Linked DNA regions of Homo sapiens: region 2 is linked to region 1. A link is a loop called in an ENCODE intact Hi-C map of the cell type or tissue named here. Cell type or tissue: CD4-positive, alpha-beta T cell. All regions are shown on one strand. Each heading gives the region's core, and the rest is flanking DNA. Links, peaks and the distances in the headings are about the cores only.

What was found. A loop is a pair of places that touch in the nucleus more often than their neighbours do. Peaks named below come from ENCODE experiments on the same cell type or tissue, not always from the same donor. Only the 100,000 strongest peaks of a DNase experiment are listed, where the experiment ranks them.
Region 2: it touches region 1 in a loop (7-fold over the local background); 2 of 110 quality-filtered maps call a loop at or near these places.

Annotation. Positions count from the first base shown.
Region 1 is chr6:168,674,366-168,679,739 of GRCh38, reverse strand. LOC124901468 (a long non-coding RNA gene) reads right to left here and starts at 1,061. Exons shown (of 4, transcript XR_007059886.1): 1 at 459-1,061. In CD4-positive, alpha-beta T cell, for the core only: no CTCF peak of the experiment used is centred there; no DNase peak of the experiment used is centred there.
Region 2 is chr6:168,624,452-168,629,825 of GRCh38, reverse strand. All of the region lies in intron 9 of SMOC2 (SPARC related modular calcium binding 2), which reads right to left. Among named protein-coding and RNA genes, the nearest start is that of SMOC2, 190 kb to the right of the region's middle. In CD4-positive, alpha-beta T cell, for the core only: no CTCF peak of the experiment used is centred there; no DNase peak of the experiment used is centred there.

The sequences.
Region 1 (5,374 bases), core at 116-5,115:
TCAAAGCCTGAACTAGTTTGTCAGGTTTCTTTGGGATCCTATTGGCCAAGAAGTGGTTCATTCAGTCGGTGGGGGGGCCTAGCATTTTATTTTTCGTTTACATAATTCAAGTTCTGCCTTTTACCTGCCCAAAAACTGGACGAGTCTTACAGGTTAGTTCAAGATCTGCACCTTATCGACCAAATTGTTTTGCCTATCCACCCTGTGGTGCCCAACCCGTACACTCTTTTGTCCTCAATACCTTCCTCCACAACTCACTATTCTGTTCTTGATCTTAAAGACACCCTTTTCACTATTCCCCTGCACCCCTCATCCCAGCCTCTCTTTGCTTTTACCTGGACTGACCCTGACACCCATCAGTCCCAGCAGCTTACCTGGGCTGTACTGCCTCAAGGCTTCAGGTACAGCCCTCGTTATTATCTCATGATTTACTTTCTTTCCGCCCCTCTGCTTCTTACCTTATTCAATATATTGATGACCTTCTACTTTGTAGCCGCTCCTTTGAATCTTCTTAGCAAGATACTCTCCTGCTCCTCCAACATTTATTCTCCAAGGGATATTGGATATCCCCTCCAAAGCTCAAATTTCTTCTCCATCTGTTACCTACCTCGGCATAATTCTTCATAAAAACACGCGTGCTCTCCCTGCCAATCGTGTCTGGCTGATCTCTCAAACCCCAACCCCTTCTACAAAACAACAACTCCTTTCCTTCCTGGGCATGGTTAGATACTTTCGCCTTTGGATACCTGGTTTTGCCATCCTAACAAAACCATTATATAAACTCACAAAGGGAAACCTAGCTGACCCCATAGATCCTAAATCCTTTCCCCACTCCTCTTTCTGTTCCTTGAAAACAGGTCTAGAAACTGTTCCCACACAGTTCTCCCTGATTCATCCCAACCCTTTCTATTACACAGAGTCGAAGTGCAGGGCTGTGTGGTTGGAATTCTTACACAAGGACCAGGACCACACCCTGTAGCCTTTTTGTCCAAACAACTTGACCTCACTGTTTTAGTCTGGCCCGCATGTCTGCGTGCGGTGGCTGCTGCCGCCCTAATAGTTTTAGAGGCTCACCTTAAGGCTGCTTTCCTGCCAGCCAAGCCTGGGGTTATTCATTGCAAAGGACCCCAGAAACCAACTGATCTTATTGCTAAAGGAAACGCTTATGCCAACAGGACAGCAAAAAAATAAATAAAGAAAATAAAAATAATAATAATAACGATAGCAAATGCCTCCACACCCACAAATATTCCAGCCCTCACTCCAAAAGGCCAGTATTTTTCTTTCTTCTCTATCCCCCCACCTCCTCCTCTTCTGAAAACCTGCTCTACCAGTCTTTTCCAACTTAGGGCAAGTGGTTCTTAGATCATGGAAAATTCATTCTTCCTGCCTCACAAGCCCAGTCTATTCTTTCTTCCCTTCATGACCATTTCCATGTAGGATATAAGCCTCTGGCTCGCCTCCAACAGCCCCTCATTTCCTTCCCCATATTTGGCAACCAGACCAGCATCCAGGACAACATAAAGTATGCTGTTGGTTGTTAGAGGGCTTAGGACATTTCTGTCTTTGCCAGCCTGAGCTTAAACCAGGAGACAAAGATTATTTTACTTATGATCTCTCTTGCATAGGATATGCAATCAGGACTATTGAACTCCTCCATTCAAAACGCCACTCACGCCTTTGGGAAAAAGGTAATATAATGACTCTTGGCTTGACGCCAGGGGGTCCTATTCGTATGATGGAAAATAGGGACACAAGGCCTTGGTATGCAAAGCATTATTCCTACCTTGGCCTAAAAACTCACTGTCACCTACCTTAAAGCTATTACGCTTCATTGCTATTTTTAGAGAATTTATTCTATTAGGACAATTCCAAGCTCAAAAATATGCTAACTGGCACCTTCTTAGCCACATAAAAATGCACCCTAGACCTGAAACTTACTGGACTAACTCATTATAAAATTTTCTTTAAGGTGTCTACACAGTCCCTGGTCATGCCTGAAGTAGTCCTGAGAAACATCGCCCCTACCCCGATAATCCCCAGTAAAAACTTATATTTTCTTTATCTTTTCTTATAACTTTATATTTTATAAGTAAAAAGACAGGAATATTAGGCCTCTGAGCCGAAGCTCCGCCATTGTAACCCCTGTGACCTGCACATATACATCCAGATGGCCTGCAGGAGCCAAGAAGTCTGGAGCAGCTGAAAAAACACAAAGAGGTGAAACAGCCAGTTCCTGCCTTAACTAATTAACCCACCTTACAACATTCCACCATTATGACTTGTTCCTGCCCTGCCCCAACTGGTCAATCGACCCTGTGACATTCTTCTCCTGGACAATGAGTCCCATCATCTCTCCACCATGCACCTTGTGACACCCTCCCCTGCTGACGATAACCACCTTTAACTGTAACTTTCCACTGCCTACCCCACTCCTATAAAGCTGCCCCTCTCCTATCTCCCTTCTCTGACCCTCTTTTTGGACTCAGCCCACTTGCACCCAAGTGAATAAACAGCCCTGTTGCTCACACAAAGCCTGTTTGGTGGTCTCTTCACATGGACACGCTTGACACTCATAAGCCCCACGTGCTGAACATTTGGGGTGCCCTTGGCACCATGCTGAACACCTGCACCTGTTCAACCAACCAAGCAAGCATCATGCATCCAAACTCATCCACCCATGCATTCAGAGCTGGTAGCTCTCACAAGCTCAGGAGGAGGAATGCCTGTCTTCATTGTCTGAACCGGGGGAGGGTACAGAGAACAAGGACAAGGCAGTCAATGAGTCAATGTGAAGATGCCTTGCCCTGCAGGGAGGGGATGGTCTCCCTGAGTTGGAACCCAGGGAGGGCCAACTGGAGAGAATGGTGAGAAAACACAGCCTCGCTCAGGAGGGGAATGTAAACAGGACTCGATGGGTTAGGAAGCTGCGTGGCGAAGGGATGGTGGGCGAGCAGGCCTGGGCATGGGAGGGACACCGTCATGGCTGAGTCCATGCTGATGGCTTGCGGTGCTGGAGCGGGTCGGTCAGTCATGCTGGAAGGAGTTACATGACGGAAGATCCATGTTTTGGAACTGGAAACCATGAGACGTATGGATAGATTGTAAGGGAGGCTCTTCCTCAGGCCTGGAGCTGGGCCCATCTGGACCGTCCACACAGATGGTAAAAATAAACTCACCGACCCCAGTCAGGTCTGATTGGAGCTTCCTCAAGAACAGTAAATAAAGGGGGTGCCCAAGAGCAGGGAGTTCCTTGGGGTTCCTTTCTGTGTCTCATGTGGAGCCCAGGGAGGCAGAAAGCCACCAGCTCCGGAAAGCGTTGCTGGAAGGACCCAGGAAAAATGCCTGCTGCCCTCCAGGTGATCATGACCCTCGGGGAGCCGGTTCTGGCTCCAAGACTGGCTCTGGGGCCTGCAGGAGCTGCTTCTCAGTCTATGCTGTGCCTCCCTCCTGCCCCTACCCAAACCACATAGACTGACTTTACCTCCCCTGCATCTGAGCCCAAGACTGTCAGGCTTATGAGAGCTTCCTCCGGGCAGGACTCGGAGGGTTTCAGTTTTACGGTTTGAAAAACAGGAGGATATTAGGAGAGGCTTTTCTTTCAGCAGGGACACACTGGAGCGACTGGGCAGATGACCGAAATGAAGAGGTGGGGAGGAGGCCAGGGTCGCAGGAGGGCGGAACCCTCAAGCCAACAATGGCAGGTGCTGGGAAGGGGGCAGAGTCTGAGCCAAGCTGCAAAAGGAAGAAGAGAAGCCTCACCCTCTCCATAGACAATGGAGGGAGAAGGAGCTCCTGGGAGATGTGTGGGGTTAGGGGAATGAGGGTGATCCTGCCTGAAAGACTGAGGAGCCCCAAAGGTGTGGAGTGGGTGAGGTAGGGTCGGAGAGGCCTGGACCCAGAGTCAGGAGTGAAGTCATCTTGGAGAAAACGAGAGGAGGGTGAAAGCTGAGTGTTCCAGCCCCATCAGATGGTCCCCACCGGACTCTTGAAGTGGAGATTACAAATTACAAGTGACATGAATGGACATAATTTTCTACCGTTTCTCCAAGAATGCTCACCTGGAGAGGTGCAAAAACAGCAGGAAGGGGTATGGGGTTCAACTCAGTGTTGGACTTTGCCCAACAGGGCTCATGGAGAACACCGTGATCCAGTGAGGACTTCTGATAAGCTGCGGGCAGCAGCCCGAGTGGGAGGAAGTCCGGGTGGCGTGGTGGACACACGGAAGGCAGCTCACTGCTCACGGTCTATGTGATCGTGAAACTGAAGGGTCATCTCTTAGGGCGGCTGATTTGGAAGGAGCAGGAGCTTGGGGTGAGATGCACAGATTGGTGTCCTTGGAGGTGAGCTGTCTGTGGGGACACCAGGTCTTGGGGTGCCTTTGGGAGAGGGGGACTCAAGCTGAGTGGAAAACTGTTCACATAAATAAGATGAAAAACTGCAGAAATAACCAAGAATGACACAGGCATTGGGTGGAGAGGGAAGCTGTGAGCCAGATGCTGAAATAGCCAGGAGTGTGAGCACGTGCCCAGGAAGGCATGGATGCTGGCAAACGGGGGAGACCAAGGCAGGGCCAGACCCACTGGGGCTTCCTTGCAGGGAGGCTGGGGTGGGGGAGGGAAGAGGCATTGAGGAGCAAGAGCTACACCGAGACTTCCATTTCAGCCGGGTTCCCTGCAATCCTCAGACAGGCATTCATGGTCTCGGTTTCCAGGCAAGAGATTGGAATTCAGAAAACCTAAATAATTTGCCCAAGATCACAAACTAGTAGAGCATGCCATGAGGTTAAACAACCCCCCACCCAAAATCAATTTAAACCTGCACAACTTCTCCTATCTTTTTAAAACTGGCATTATGTCTTCCTGTATTCATGTATTAGCACTCAGTGCACCGGGCCGGGGCCCTTGTGTTTGCTGGTCACGTACTAGAAATAGAGAAAATGTCTCAGAGAAGAAGATTGATTGGGTGCAAAGGGAAAGAAAGGCCAGGAGTGTCTCCCATGTCCTTTGCACATGCAGGAACGCTGGCAGCCAGTCCTTGGGAGGAACTACAAGAGTGACCAGAGAAGTATTATGGCCGGGTCCACCTCGCTGTGAGCACATGTGCATCTGACTTCTAAGAGAAAAATTCCAAAAAGGAGCCCGCTGTAATTGATTGGAAATACATCTGACTTATAATCAAAAAGGAACACTGTGGGCTCACTGCCAGACTATATGAATCTCCAGGGTTTTTCAGCACCCGAAAGGTAACCAGCTGGGATTGCTAGAAGGTCTTCCTACCCAAGTTGTACATAAGTGAATGATTTTCCTTTTAATTTTCAATCTGCATTTCATCAACAAGATAGAACACAGCCTTTATGCCTTACTCTGCAAAA
Region 2 (5,374 bases), core at 186-5,185, 50 kb after region 1:
AAAATATACTATTCTATTAAACTGAGGACCAGTGATGGGAACTCTGCATGGAGACAGCTCTGGGACCAGCTTCCCCACACACATTCATCTGTTCACAGAGTCAGCTGCCCACTCAGTCCACATCTGCTTAATTAAAGGCCTGAACAGTCCATTTCATTCCTTGATGACTCTCAGCTTCCCCAGGCTGTACTTGAGGAGGGTGTTTTTAAACAGAAAAGGTGATACCTAGCTACAGGGATTCCTTCTGGTGGAAACTCTGGACAAATGATTTGCGGACAGTAATCCCAGCTGGATTAAAATTTCCCAGATGACAAGAGACCACCTGAATTAAATCCCTGGGGTCCAGAGCTCAGGCAGCCCGGCACCCAATCAGCCTGTCCTGTGGCGACAGGTGCCCTGCCTGGGACCTGGAGCCTTTGACAGCCAGCAGCACTGGGAGAGCAGCAGGCCTGTTGGAAGAGGTCGATGAATGGGGTTTCTGGGGGACCGCCCTATCTTGATCCCTTCCCATGTGGGAAGAATCAAAAGACAGCACTGAGGGCACTTGGGGGCGATGAGGACCTGTCGGAGACCCTGAAGCCAAGGCTTGCACCTTGCAGCTTGAGTGAGGGAACAACAGTGTGGTGGCTCCTTCTGGAGAACCAGTGGTGTCACACATTGTGTGCACAAAACTCCAGGAACAGCAAAGGCAGGAGCACAGCTGCTCCAGTGACTGCGAAGCCTCCTCTCGGAGCTCGAGGCAGCAAGCAGGGCTGTCAAGGGCAAGTTTTCCCCAGAGAAGAGAGAGCTGAAAAGAGGCCGTGAGTCCCCCTCGCCTGCCTGCCAGCCAACGCGGAGGGTGGAACCCCTGCGCAGCCCATGTCCCGGGCCCCCTGCCCTTCCCTCTCAGGGACCGGACTGCCCTCCACCCACGCCTCCGTGACCGGCCCAAGGTCGGAAACTGTGTGTTCCGAGAAGAGTGGTCTCTGCAGCAGTGAATGGCCTGGTTAAAGTTCATTCTCCGGCGGGGCACCACGCTCAAAGGCAGGGCCAAGGGACTGAAGGAAAGGCCTTCAGAGGCAGGCATCTACGGAGAGCAGGTAGTGCCTTCAGCACAGTCCCATCTACTGTACCACGCACAGTTTAGTAATCTTGCAGCAGGTCCTCCAGAATCCATGTTGAATAGGCAGACAAGAGTGAGACGTGGGGACTTAGGAGAAGGAATTGGTCAAATAAAAGTATAATTTATGTTGGATACATGCTGCGAGTTTTGCATTTTCCAATTTAGACTATTTCTCCAAATTACATACTCCTGTTTCCTAATGTGGAAGCTGTGTTTAGTATCTACTACAGAGTGTCCGGAGACCTGGCCCACAGTCTTTTAAACAGACTGTCACAAACCATCACTGTAACAGCAAACAGAAATCCAGTTCCATTTTGGAACGAAGTGTTTCACTTAAAGCTCAGTGTTTACTTATATTTTTTCAGGTGATATTAATTTATGGCAGCATGATGTTCTCCAGCCCTCGGTTTTTATTTGGGAGGTAGCCACACAGAGGACAACGGGATGTTACTGTTTTGTTTTCAAGAAAGTGTATGTCTCGACGAGGCCCTTTGTTTTGTCAAGCTAAAATATCAACAGAAAGTGAGGCTCTCCAAAGTGTGTTTATCTGGGAATCAACAAAGAAGTGCAACCCCAGAATCCGTGAGCCATGGCAAACCTAGGGGGCCACAGGCGCGCCCAGGGAGGCCAAGGAAGGCAAGGGCTTGTGGGGTGAGGAAGGTGGTTGTGAAACATGCCTCCTTGACAAGGATGGATGGCAAGAGTGGCGTTAGTCCAGGGTTCAACGGGCAGTCACTGGCTGATGTCCACACAGAAGGCTTCTCCGTGGGAGCCTGCAGTGCCTTTGTGCAAGGCTGTGGTTTTCCCCACTGGTGTGTGTGAGGGCCCCTCCTGTGGGCCTTTCTCCTCCGCTTAGCTGGGCTTGGCAGAAGTGACTCCATTTGAATTCTGACAATTTTCAGTTTCCAGTGGAGGCACAGTTTGAAAGGATCCCTTGCACGTGCCCTCACAGCTGTGCAGTACAGTCCACCCCTGTGCAGGCTGATTACAACTACATCTCAGGGCACAGTGGCTCCTACTGTATACTGAGTTCTTGCTGCCTGTCCCTGAGATGAGGACCACAGGCTCAGAGCTAAAGGCCATTTTGAATCTACCAGTGACAAAGCAATATATCACTCCATTGAATGGAAGTTTATAATTGATTTCTTGTTTGAATTGGATCACATTGAGCAACTACCAGAGTCACTGGATTTTGTAGTTCTCAGTTGTTTTCTCATTAAGGAACACATCATTTTTCTTCCTGACATCCTGCCCGCAGAGAGTAATACAGACAAGAAAAAGAGGGAAATCTAATAAAAATTAAAAGCTCAGCATGGAGCAAGCAATCAGGAGATAAAATACCAATTCCTGATATTAAAACAAGAGAGAAATCTTCCCTGTGCCTCTAACATAACAGCTAACAGTGCACTCACCTAAATCTCAACAAACAATATCACACTTTCCAAAGGGCAATTTTTATAAGGTGCTTCAATTATCAGCCTTTGGCATAACCCTGCAGTCAGCAGACTCAGTCTTACTAGAGGAGAAATGGGTGTCTATAATACACTCAGCTCACGGCTAACCCAAAGTCAACATGCTGGCCTATCAGGAGCTGGGGGTGTGTTTCATGGTAATTTTCTATACATATTTTTCTTGGGCTAGATTTTTACAAATATCTAGCTCCTCCAAGGTTATGGGGCCTGGAGTGTGTCTCTTCTCTGAAGCTGGTTAAATGAGAAGCTCCTTGTCTTGAGAATCACATAAACTAAGACTCCTATAATCAAACACAGCAGGTAGAAGAATGACTCTCCCGGCAGGTCCAGGCCAACCCAGGCCAACTCAGGCAACAGAGAACTGGGCTGTCAGGGCCCCGGGTCTCTATCACCACATTTTCAGCCTACAAACAATTCAAGCAGGTGTAGCCCAACATCTCCTTCAGCCGTTACCTAAAATTCTGGTAAAGACCCCTGGAATCTGAGTGATGCCACTTCCTGGCGCACTCTCCAAGATACACAGGCCGTTAAACACAGGCCTAGGTAACAGAACGCGTTAAGTTGCCACGCACTTTTGCTAAATGATGTTTGGCTTTAGAGTGACCTATAGCCCTTCCTTTGGGTGATAATCAGAGAGTAGAGCCCATTGCCTTTTGTGGCCCACAGTGATGCAGAGGAGACACAGGCTGTAGCAGAATGTGGAGTGTCGCGGCGGAACCCCAGTGCCTCAGGCCTGTCTGCGGAATCGCCACGGCCAGGTGTTCCTGTTAACTGCATGGATTCTGATTTCTTCATAAAACATAGAGAAAAATGCAGCTGTCTCCCCTTCTCTGGACGACCTCAAGTAATCCGAGCTGTGCCTGCAGAAATCTCGCACACATCGTCAATTATTCCTGACGAGGAAAAACAGACGCTGGCAACAGAATTCAGATTTTTCCACCTTCTTTCCTCACACCCCAAGCCACAGTGGTGAAGACTTTGCTTCTGCACAGGGAGCAGAAACGGGGGCGCGGACTTGAGTCTGTGCGAGGAGTGAGACAGGTCTGTCTCGCATAACCTAAAAGTAAAAAGAATTAATTCCTCCACAATGTAGATTGTCTTTTCCTAAGCAGTGTAAGGAACTTGCCTCCTTCACGTGGCAAGACCTCTGCTTCACGTGGGGGCTACTTGAATAATTTCTCCAGTGACTGAGGAAACAGGTGCTGGCCTCTTAGCTTTCTTAGAAAGGCAGCTCTCGTCTTAACCATTGCCTTGCTCACTGCAGAATAGGGGAGCCAGGTCAAGACCTTCACTCCTGGGTCCAACAAGGCTCCTGCCAGGCGATCAAACACGTAACCACGGAATTCGCTTCCTCCTCCGAGGCCCCTCGCCTCTAGGCTGAGAAAGCCCAGAGCTGGTCTGTTTAATCTGGGCCCACAGGCCGGCCTTCCTGGCTCAGCGGTGGAGCTGGAGCGGCTGCCCTGCCCTTGCAAAGGGAAGAAGCAGGTCTGGGTGTGGACAGGCGCATTTGCTTTCATTTGCTCCTGGGGCCCAGGGCTCACACGGACACAGGCACTTGGCTCGGCTTGGCTGTGTATACGCCCTCGAAGAATCGTAAAGAAAAATTAGGCTTTCTGAGAGCGAGTGCACAAAACGTGGCAGAAGACGGAGGCCTAGGTGTTTGCTCCCTGGATTTGAGCCTATGCTATTTAGTTTTAATAAAGAAAGAACAAGTGAGAAAGAAAACCACCAAAAGCAAATGTTACGATAAAAAGAAACTCGAATCCCAAGAACGCCATGCGGGGCATTTGAGCTGACCTTCAGGCCACACTGGGCGAGTCCTGAACCTCTCTGGGCCTCTCCGGCACAGCGAGGAGCTGGACCCAGTGCTCTCTGCTCACAACCTGCTCCAGCGTTCCCACATCGAAGCTGCTGTCTGCCTTGGGCCTGAAACCCCAGCAGGCTCCAGGAAGGGGACTCTGCAGCGCTGCGATCCAGTGTCTTTCTTCCCGAGGGGCAGCATCCTAAGCTGCATCTCCAGTGCCTGAGCAGATGCGGGTCTTCACGGTGAGGACGACCCACGTGCCCCACATGCCCTAGTGCTTTTCTACTGCTGGAGCGCCAGGCATCTCGTGACCTTGGGGAGCAAACGCGAAGCAGGAGCCCCTGGGAGGAAGGGCGGGGGCGGCGCTTCACAGTGTCCAGGGGGCAGGGTCGGGGTCCACATCACTCTGTTCATTTTGGGAATTGGAGCCCCATTCCAATCTGACCCAGATGGTGCTGCTGGTGGTGGTGGTGGTGTGCATGTGTCTGTGTGAGTGCATGTGTTTGTGTGTCTGTGTGTGGGGATGTGTGTGTCTGTGTACATGTGTGTTTATGTATCTGTGTTTGTGTGTGTGTTTCTGTGAATGTGTGTGTGTCTGTGTGCCTGTGTCTGTGTGTTTCTGTATGTCAATGTGTGTCTGTGTGCATGTGTCTGTGTGTATCTGTATTGTTGTGTCTGTGTGCATGTGTCTGTGAGTGTGTGTGAATCTGTATTGTGTCTGTGTGTCTGTGTCTGTGTGTCCGTGTACATCTGTATCTATGTGTGTTTATGTCAGTGTGTGTGTGCGTCTGTGTCTGTGTGTGAATTTGTACTGTTGTCTGTGTCTGTGTCTCTGTGTGTCTGTGCACATCTGTGTCTGTGTATCTGTGTGTGTGTTTCTGTATGTCAGTGTGTGTGTGCATGTGTCTATGTGTGAATCTGTATTGTTGTCATCTGTGTCTGTGTGTCTTTGTGCTCCATTACATGAGAGGACAACTTCATAACAATTCTCTTCTA